Linked DNA regions of Homo sapiens: regions 1 and 3 are each linked to region 2. The links are chromatin contacts, found by Hi-C or POLR2A ChIA-PET in ENCODE. All regions are on one chromosome and are shown on one strand. Each heading gives the region's core, a stretch centred on a gene start or an enhancer-like site at or near the end of the contact. The rest is flanking DNA. Distances are from core to core; before and after follow the strand shown. Region 1 holds the start of ATF1 (activating transcription factor 1). Region 2 holds the start of CCNT1 (cyclin T1). Region 3 holds the start of CSRNP2 (cysteine and serine rich nuclear protein 2).

Region 1 (3,292 bases), core at 78-2,577, 2.0 Mb before region 2:
AGATAGCTCACAGACCAAACCTAACCCTAAAAGATAACGGCAAGTATTAAAGAGCTAATACATTCGACTTTAGGGCAACAGTATTGATTCTAATTAAGACACGGAGATAACTGCATATGATAAACTCCAAGAAAAAAGAGCATTTTAGAAGAACGCATTTCTGTTAACAAAAACCTCAGGTTAAAATGCATTCTGAGACATAAATGCCTACGAACTCATCACAGGTGAGGCCAGTTTGACAAAGATGCCTGCCAGATCCACGCCGAGCTTCTGAACCCTAAAGGTTCTCAAAGACTACCAGTTGCCCAATCTCTTCAAAACACTAGCGCCACAACCAGACATTATTTCACATTGCAATCATTTCAAAGCGATTCAGCCGCCAGCTGCACGGCGTCGATCAAAGTGAGAAATGCCAGGCTTCGTTTTTTGACATACAAGATCAAAGAGAAAGTCACCCTCGGCTGGGTCGCCCATCCCAAAGGGTACAGACGCCCTTGTGTCATTCCTAGCCAGGGGTAAAGCCGCCTACTGTCCCCACTCTGTCTCCGCTGCCAGGCGCATCTCTCCAGGACTGTCTGGGGCGTGCGCAATGCCCGTGCGTCGGTTGCCCGCTAGACTGCAAGCTCCAGGAGGGTAAGGGGCGCGCCTCTTCCCTCAGGGTCGCCAGCGCCGACGCGCTTCGAGGACCCTGTCGCGGGGTTAACCAGACCCGGGCTCCGCTCGGCGGACACCGCGCCGAGGCCATATCCGCGCCGCCCTCCGCCCGGCTCCGGGCCCAACCTCGAGACCTCCCACGGAGAGCTAGCGCCTGCGACTGCAAAGGGCGGCTTCTGAGGCGAAAGCCACCCCGCGGCGGGCGGTTTCGGGCTTTACTTTTATTTGGGGGCGAGGGAAAGGAGGAGACGCACGACTGGAAGGGCGCAGCGCAGCTCTGCACCGAGGCGCGGAGGCCGGAAGCGCGGGCGGCCCCTCCCCCTGCCGCTGCGCCCCTCCCCCACCGCCACCACCGCGCGCGACCCCCACCAGGCGCGCGACCCGCGCTGCGTCCCCGCCGGCGCCACGTTCCCGCGTCCTTCCCCGCCCGGGCCACGGGGCACGTCCCTCCCCGCCCCCCACTTACCTGTGGCTGCCGCCTCGCCGCTCTCCGGGGCGGGAACTTCCACTCCCCCCTCCCAGGTAGATCCGAATTCACTACCCACTTCCCCACCCCCTCACGCAGCGGGGGACAAGCCTCCTTCTCGGGGGTCAGGCGGGGCGGGGAGAATCAGTGTCACTTAACAGCCAACTGTCCTAAGCTACCGTTTCCTCGGCAGTCAGGGCCGCTACTGGCGGCATGATCTACACAAGCCTGGGGGCGGGGGCGGGGGCGGGGGAGGGGAGGGGGGCAAAACTGAGCACTAGTGTGCGTTTGGGGTAGGCTATGGCGCTGCCTCCGCGCGGGCCGCCGTCCTGCGTCACCGCGCTGCCCACGTGACGCGCCGCCATCTTGTACGCGGTCCTGACTTGTGGCTAGGGGTTCCTCGGAACGCGTTCCTCAGGCTGCAGCGGGAGAGGGACGGTGCCTGCGGTTCCGTTTCTCCTTAGGAGCTGTACCCCACCCGCCCTACGTCCGCTTCCGGAGGCCATGAGCAGCTGGGTGCTCGCGGGGGGCGTTTTCATCGATTAGTGGCGGCGCTGTCAACTCACCTGCCAATTGACCTTGACCGACGCCGGCCCTGTCCTCTTGGAAGGAGAAATGAAGAGTGAAGGCTTTGACTTCCTCAGCTTTTTTTTTTTTTTTTTTTTTTTAGATGGAGTCTCTTTTTTTTTTCCGAGATTGAGACGGGGGTCTGTGGCCCAGGCTGTAGTGCAGTGGTTCGATCTCGACTCACTGCAGCCTCCAACCCCGGGATTCAAGCGATTCTCCAACCTCAGCCTATGGGGCAGCTGGGACCACAGGCGCGCGCTACCACGCTCGGCTTGAAGAGATGAGGACTCTATGTTGCTCAGGCTGGTCTTGAACTCCTGGGCTCAAGTGATCCTCCGCCTCGGCCTCTCAAAGTTCTGGGATTACAGGCGTGAGCCACCGTGCCCGGCCTTACTCAGATTTTTCTTAATCCCATAAAGTAACAATGAGTTGTGTCCTTTAACCCATGTGGAAGGATTTTCTACAGAAACGGATTTACAATGAGACATAACGATGTGGCCGGGCGCGGTGGCTCATGCCTGTAATCCCAGCACTTTGGGAGGCCCAGGAGGGCGGATCACCTGAGATCGGGAGTTCGAAACCAGCCTGACCAACATGGAGAAACCCCGTCTCTACTAAAAAATACAAAAGTAGCCGGGTGTGGTGGCGAATGCCTGTAATCCAAGCTACTTGGGAGGCTGAGGCAGGAGAATCGCTTGAACCCGGGAGGCGGAGGTTGCGGTGAGCCGAGATCGCACCGTTGCACTCCAGCCTGGGCAACAAGAGCAAAACTGTCTCAAAAAAAAAGAAAAAAGAAACGTAACAGAGTGTTAATAAAATGTTATGCCGTCATTTTAATGCATTACAAAAACTTCAGAATATTTTTGGGTCTACCTCTCTGGAAGGGAGTTATGCCTTATTCTTAATTTTTAAAATTTCCTTGTAAAATGCTGTTTTATGGCTTTAATGATAGTAAACGACAAAAGATAAACTTTTTTAGTATGCTCTTGACAAAAGTTCCGAAAGTTTTCTGAAATTTTACTAGTTTGAGATCCCCAATTTAGGAAACCGATTTAGTGGAGAGAGCTTTGCCTATTTTTGGCCCTTTGGGTCGGAGAATGTGATATAAAGCCGAAGATTTACTCTGCCAGACAGTCTTAAGAGGTCACTAACGTTTAGCTATTGACATTCAGCAAAAATTGTGGATTACCTATTAAATGCTAGACCAGGGGACAACTGTTATTAAGTCAGTGTTTCAGCATTACTGAAAGAAAAGTGGCCTATAAAGGTAAGGGAGAGGAAGAGTTTCTCAGATACCAGCCTTCGATGATTAACAAAGTCCAGCCTCAATCATTCTGGAATCCAGAATATTGATGGCTGGAAGGCTGGTTGTACAAGTTTATTGTTCTTTGGTGTTTGGTTTTTTCTTCCGTGGACCACAGAATGCTTAACAAAAGTTGATCAGTAAAAAGCGGGGGAGGGGCTAGGCGTCGTGGTTCATGACTGTAATTCCAGCACTTTGGGAGGTGGGGGAGGGCAGATCACCTGAGGTCAGGAGTTCGAGACCAGCCTGGCCAACATGGTGAAACCCCGTCTCTACTAAAAATACAAAAATTAGCCAGGTGT
Region 2 (2,858 bases), core at 235-2,734:
GAGAAGGAGTCTCGCAATGTTGCCCAGGCTGGAGTGCAGTGGCGCGATTTCGGCCCACTGCAACTTCTGCCTCCCGGGTTCAAATGATTCTCCTGCCTCAGCCTCCCGAGTAGCTGGGAGTACAGGCGTGCGCCACCACGCCTGGCTAATTTTTGTATTTTCAGTAGAGATGAGGTTTCACCATGTTGGCCAGGCTGGTCTCGAACTCCCGACTTCAGGTGATCCACCCGCCTTGGCCTCCCAAAGTGCTGGGATTATAGGCTTGAGCCACCGCGCCCGGCAAAGGAGCTGGGAAATATTTTGACAGAGGGCAAGAACTTGCTAATCTGTGCAAGTGAGGGGTAGTGGTGGAGGCTTTCCACACTCAAGGGGCAGTTTTAGTTCACCCATTCGCAAACGTACTTAAAAATTACCTCTTAGAGTTGTGCTGAATAAATGAAACAGTATATTTAAGTCAGTATTGTGCCTGGGACATGTAAGCTCTTAATTAATGTTATTAATTTCATTTTATTCCTTTAAGTTGGATCACTGGCGAACAACGTGAGAATGTTTTCATGCCTTTGGCTACACATTAAAGCGACCTCTCCAAATGGGTTGTCGCATTTTACATTGCTACCAACAATGTAACAGCCTTCTAGTTGCTTTATGCTCCGATATACGAAAGAGCCCCACCATTTGATTCTGTTTTTCAGTTTCTGACAGCCTCACCTACTTTCTCTTTCAAGTTCATCTGCCACATTTTTACTTATTTTATTTTTTTGAGACGGAGTCTCGCTTTCTCACCCAGGCTGGAGGCTGGGGTGCAGTGGCGTGATCTCGGCTCACTGCGATCTCCGCCTCCCGGGTTCAAGCGATTCTCCTGCCTCAGCTTCCCGAGTAGCTGGGACTACAGGCGCGCGACACCACGCCGGCTAATTTTGTATTTTTAGTAGAGACGGGGGTTTCACCATATTGGCCAGGCTGGTCTCGAACTCCTGACCTCGTGATCCGCCCGCTTCGGGCTCCCAAAGTGCTGGGATTACAGGCGTGAACCACCGCGCCCGGCCCATCTGCCCCATTTTACATCACCACTGCCGTCACAAACAAAGTTCTCGTAAGAACCGCCAAGCGGCGCGTGGGCGGCCGCCCCATCCCACTATAATTGCGGCCTCGCAGCCTGACCCGGGGCGCCAACGCTCAATCCGGTTCTCGCGGGAAGATACACGGTTTTTAAGAAAGAACTTCTAACCCCACTCCACCGCCCAACGGTCACGTGACGCGCCTGCGTCCTCGCCTCAAGGTTTTTTCTGGTCGCATATTGGCTGTTAACTCGGCTACGGGGTGTAGCGAGGTGCATTCCGGAAGTAGGTCCTTTGACTTTTGCTTCCTCTACGGAGGCAAGTAACAACCCGGCGGTCGACGCTTAGCGGAAGTTCGTCAAGTCGCAGTTGCCCCCGCACAGCGGATGTGGGTCGCCTCTTAGGTGACGCTGGGAAGTGCCTGCAGCCTTCGCCGCTGCCTTCTGGTTGAAGCACTATGGAGGGAGAGAGGAAGAACAACAACAAACGGTGGTATTTCACTCGAGAACAGCTGGAAAATAGCCCATCCCGTCGTTTTGGCGTGGACCCAGATAAAGAACTTTCTTATCGCCAGCAGGCGGCCAATCTGCTTCAGGACATGGGGCAGCGTCTTAACGTGTATCCTTGTGGCCTAGGCCTTCGGCCTTGGAGTTGGTCCCGCCATGCTCTGGCGTCCGGGTCTCAGGCTCTGTGGGGGGGACGAAAGTGGGGAAGAAGGTGGGCAGAAGCTGGATGTCTAGTTGGGAGAGCCCACGATGGGGCGGGCTGAAACTCAGTTAGCGCTAGGGAAGCGAGGCAGAGTTGATTTCCCGCTCGCTCACCCGTGCCGCCAGCCTTGCTGGGAATTCGTATCCTTCCCGGCTTTGTGTTTTAACCAGCCCTTCCAACTCTGTCTTCATTGTGTTCTGATCTGCTCTGGTGACGTTAAGATTCTCATTTTCCGCTGTGCCCTAGGGGTCTAGGTCTGGCAGAGGTTTCTCTGTTGACGGCTGCCTCCCAAACCTAGTGTGTAAATTTCGAGAAATTCAGTACCTGAAAGTGTTATAAAGGGTGGACTAGAATTAATGCCTCAGCCTTGGTCCAAAATCCATTCCTCATCTACTAGCTGTTTAAGTGACCTCTCAAATTTTTGGCCGTCTTGTCTATAAAATGGGATAATACCTCTTGTGTTTGATTCTGTGTCCAGCACAGTGCTTTGCATTCAGATGCTCAGTTAGTAGCTACTGTTTTATAGAATTTCAGAGGAAAGATGTTAGTTTACGTTTGTAGGGGATACCCACGAATCTAATGTTTTAAATAGTTTACAAAATACCGGGTCCTTAACTTACTTAGAGTGATGATATGTATTTCATTTTCAAAAATGAGGTAACGGCTGGATGCGGTGGCTCACGCCTGTAATCTCTGCACTTTGGGAGGCCGAGGCGGGTGGATCACCTGAGGTCAGGAGTTCGAGACCAGCCTGGCCAACATGATTAAACCCCTGTCTCTACTAAAAATACAAAAAATTACCCCGGCGTAGTGGCGGGCAGCTGTAATCCCAGCTAGTCAGGAGGCCGACGCAGGAAAATCGCTTGAACCCGGGAGGCGGAGGTTGCAGTTAGCCGAGATGGCGCCACTGCACTCCAGCTTGGGCAACAATAGTGAAACTCCGTCTCAGAAAAAAAAAATTAAAAAAAAAATGAGGTAACCTCTCCCACATATTTTTGTTTGTTAGGAAATACACTTATTTTATGGTGGAGAAAACTAGTATAGTTTTAAATTTCTTTCCACTCTGCGTGTGAAAATTTTCTTGGGTGCAGC
Region 3 (3,040 bases), core at 37-2,536, 2.4 Mb before region 2:
GGCAAATCACATACAACTTTTGACTTCTTAATCTTGGTTTTCCCCTTTTTTTTCTTTTTCTTTTTCTTTTTTTTTTTGAGACGGAGTTTCGCTCTTGTTGACCGTGCTGGAGGGCAATGGTGCAGTCTTGGCTCACTGCAACCTCCGCCTCCCGGGTTCAAGCCATTCTCCTGGGTCGGCCTCCCGAGGAGCTGGGATTAAAGGCACGTGCTACCACCCTCGGCTAATTTTTGTATTTTTAGTAGAGACAGGGTTTCACCATGTTGGTCAGGCTGGTCTCGAACTCCTGACCTCATGACCCGCCCGCCTCGGCCTCCCAAAGTGCTGGGATTACAGGCATGAGCCACCGCGCCTGGCGCCCTTTCTTAAAAATAGGTTGCGGAAGGGCGCGGTGGCTCATGCGTATAATCCCAGCACTTTGGGAGGCCGAGGCGGGCGGATCGCCTGGGCCCAGGAGTGCAAGACCAGCCGGGGCAACATGGCGAAAACCCCTTTTCTATTTAAATAAATAAATTAGTTTGCAAAGTTGAGAAGATTTTTTTTTTTTTTTTTTTGAGACGGAGTCTCGCTCTTTCGCCCAGTCTGCAGTGCAGTGGCGCGATCTCGGCTCACTGCAAGCTCCGCCTCCCGGGTTCACGCCATTCTCCTGCCTCAGCCTCCCGAGTAGCTGGGACTACAGGCGCCCGCCACCACGCCCGGCTAATTTTTGTATTTTTTAGTAGAGACGGGGTTTCACCTTGTTAGCCAGGTTGGTCTCGATCTCCTGACCTCGTGATCCGCCCACCTCGGCCTCCCAAAGTGCTGGGATTACAGGCGTGAGCCACCGCGCCCGGCAGCAATTTTTTTTTTTTTAAAGAAAACACTCAAAGCACTCCCTCATATAAGTAGATAACTCAAGATATTGCTTGTATTCTTTATAACCTGCGCAGGCTGCAATAAGTCATATTGCTGAAGACTAAGACCCCATGAGCGAGGAGAAGGGGGGATCATGTTCCTAATGGCGTGTGGTCAGGACACGAAAGAAAAAGGGAGCTTTGGAGGAGAATTCGTTTATTTAAGATCTGTAGCTGAGTCTCCTCTCTTCCCCCATTAAAAGGTTGCAGCAGAGCTGCCGCCTCGGGAGCCGGTTTGCGCGCCGGCTTCGGCTTTGCAGCAGTTACCGCCTACAACTCCCGGCATGCTGCTGGGTGTGGGCCGGCCCGTAGACTCCATTTCCCAGCCAGCCCCGGGTCTCGGTCAGGACGTGCCGGCGCCTATAAGAGCCAGTGCGCTGCGGCCGGATCCTATTGTTAGCCGGAGCCGGGGCGGTTCTGGGCGTCTGCTGCCGGGGGCGCCCGAGTTGCCGGAGACGCCCGGCCCTCTCTGCCTGCCGGCTGGGCTGCCCACCGCCCTCCCTCCCCGCCCTGCCGCCCTGGGAGCTCCCCGGCCGTCGCCGCGGGGCCCGGGACTCGCTCGCTCCTCCCTCCTTCCCACCGGGCTAGGGCGGCGGCGGCAGCGGGGGCGGCAGAGACCATCACGGGAGGAGGCAGCTGCGGCGGGGCCGGTAATGGGCCTAGGGGTGCGGGGCGGAGGGTGCCGCCTCGTCCTTTCTCGGGATCGGCCCTCGGGCGGCCGTGGAGGAGTGGTCAAGCCCAGAGCCGTGCGGATGGAGGGGTCAGAAATGAGAGGCTCGGACGGGAGCGGTCGGGGGGCGGGGAGGTCGGGTGCCGTTGGGAAGGAACCGAGTCGGGAAGAGGCGTGGGAGCGAGGGGCACCGAGGACGCTGGCCCGGACTGCGGGGGCAGCTCGCGGGAGACCGATGGGCGGCTTGGAAGCCTGCAGGATTGCAGATGAGGATTGAGTTCGGAATGGAGTGGAGAATGATGTAGGATGGAGGAAAGTGAAGGAAGGGGAGGGGGAACAGAGGAAAATGTGGGAGGAGTGGTTGGGAATTTGTGAGTAGCAGGCAGGAAGGGATGCGGAAGGCTGGGTAGGGGCTGCAGAGGATTGGAATGAGCGGGAAGGTTAGCAGGAATCAGAGGGAAGTGGGCCGAGAGCTGAAGGGTTCGGCAGGAGTGTTCATTAAAAGGAACTGGTGACTTGACATGTCCCTTCGCTCCGGTTCCTGATGTCTCCCATATTTCTGGCGTCGTGTGGGAAAATGAAAGCATCAATTGCCCTGGTTGCTAGCTTGATCTTTTTTCATAGGCCCAATTACGCAGCCAACTGCCACCCGTCCCTTTTAGTGCTGTGGTCTTGATTCATCCTTTTAAAGGGGTTGAGAGTGGCAGTGTGACACACAAACTGTTCTTCAGAATGAAATGCTAGAAGTTATCCCCACAAGACAACACTGTCCCCTTGTCCTGCAGTTTTCAGTTCAAGGTAAATTCATAGTTCAGATTTTTTTCTTCACTGGCTTTCTGTCTTGCAAATCCACAAAGCCAGGATGTTGGTTGTGCCGGTGTTATAAATGACTGGATATCCTTGAGAGTTAATGCAGCATCATGTTCCAGTTCCCACAAAGATCTGTCTTCCACACGATGGTAGTTTAGGCATGGAAAATTCTAACCTTGTGTTAGTGAATGGGTAAAAATCGGGGAGTGGGGGTGGTGAGTGCACGGCTTTCTTTAAACACCTAACTTAAGCGGGGGGTTTTCACTTGGGTGCTTTGTAAGTTCATGATCCTGGTGATCACAAAGACACATGGATCCATGAAATTCATGGTATATGAGAAACAACCACAGTATCTTGTAAAAGGAGAAACAGGGCAGGTCATTTTATTCAGGTTTATGGTAACACAGCAGCAAGCCTTCCTTCCAACCCAGCTACAGATGGTAGCCCTGACCATCTTACTGGAGGTTTTGATTCCTTGACCTTTAGCAGAAGGTTGGGTTCCAGTCAAGTGAAGAGGCTTTCTCCTGTGAGATGTAGCTTATTACTTTGGACTCATTTAAGAAAGAGACTTATATTACCTAAACTTTGCAAATAGATTCTTCCAGAAAATTTTGCCTGGGCAGTCCCTCTTGCTGCTCTCACATATGCTGTTTTTTTTTGTTGTTGT

What was found. A loop is a pair of places that touch in the nucleus more often than their neighbours do. ChIA-PET counts read pairs that join two places held with the same protein, here RNA polymerase II (POLR2A). Pooled maps may share reads with other maps.
Region 1: a loop to region 2 is called in a map of naive thymus-derived CD4-positive, alpha-beta T cell, with 14 times the contacts of the local background. The contact joins the promoter of ATF1 here to the promoter of CCNT1 in region 2. A Hi-C loop is called at or near these places in 2 of 168 maps with a recorded cell type or tissue (CD4-positive, alpha-beta memory T cell and naive thymus-derived CD4-positive, alpha-beta T cell) and 8 of 50 pooled maps.
Region 3: a loop to region 2 is called in a map of CD8-positive, alpha-beta T cell, with 9 times the contacts of the local background. The contact joins the promoter of CSRNP2 here to the promoter of CCNT1 in region 2. A Hi-C loop is called at or near these places in 1 of 168 maps with a recorded cell type or tissue (CD8-positive, alpha-beta T cell) and 5 of 50 pooled maps. POLR2A ChIA-PET finds 5 or more read pairs at or near these places in 1 of 52 experiments (endothelial cell of umbilical vein).

Annotation. Positions count from the first base shown.
Region 1 is chr12:50,762,136-50,765,427 of GRCh38, reverse strand. It overlaps ATF1 (activating transcription factor 1), which reads right to left and starts at 1,327. Exons shown (of 7, transcript NM_005171.5): 1 at 1,121-1,327. RefSeq lists enhancers at 464-563, 2,864-3,292 and silencers at 984-1,073, 1,294-1,373.
Region 2 is chr12:48,715,333-48,718,190 of GRCh38, reverse strand. CCNT1 (cyclin T1) reads left to right here and starts at 1,484. Exons shown (of 9, transcript NM_001240.4): 1 at 1,484-1,676. The coding sequence starts at 1,516. RefSeq lists enhancers at 730-969, 369-1,369, 1,440-1,719.
Region 3 is chr12:51,081,842-51,084,881 of GRCh38, reverse strand. It overlaps CSRNP2 (cysteine and serine rich nuclear protein 2), which reads left to right and starts at 1,286. Exons shown (of 5, transcript NM_030809.3): 1 at 1,286-1,543. RefSeq lists an enhancer at 235-861 and a silencer at 1,235-1,724.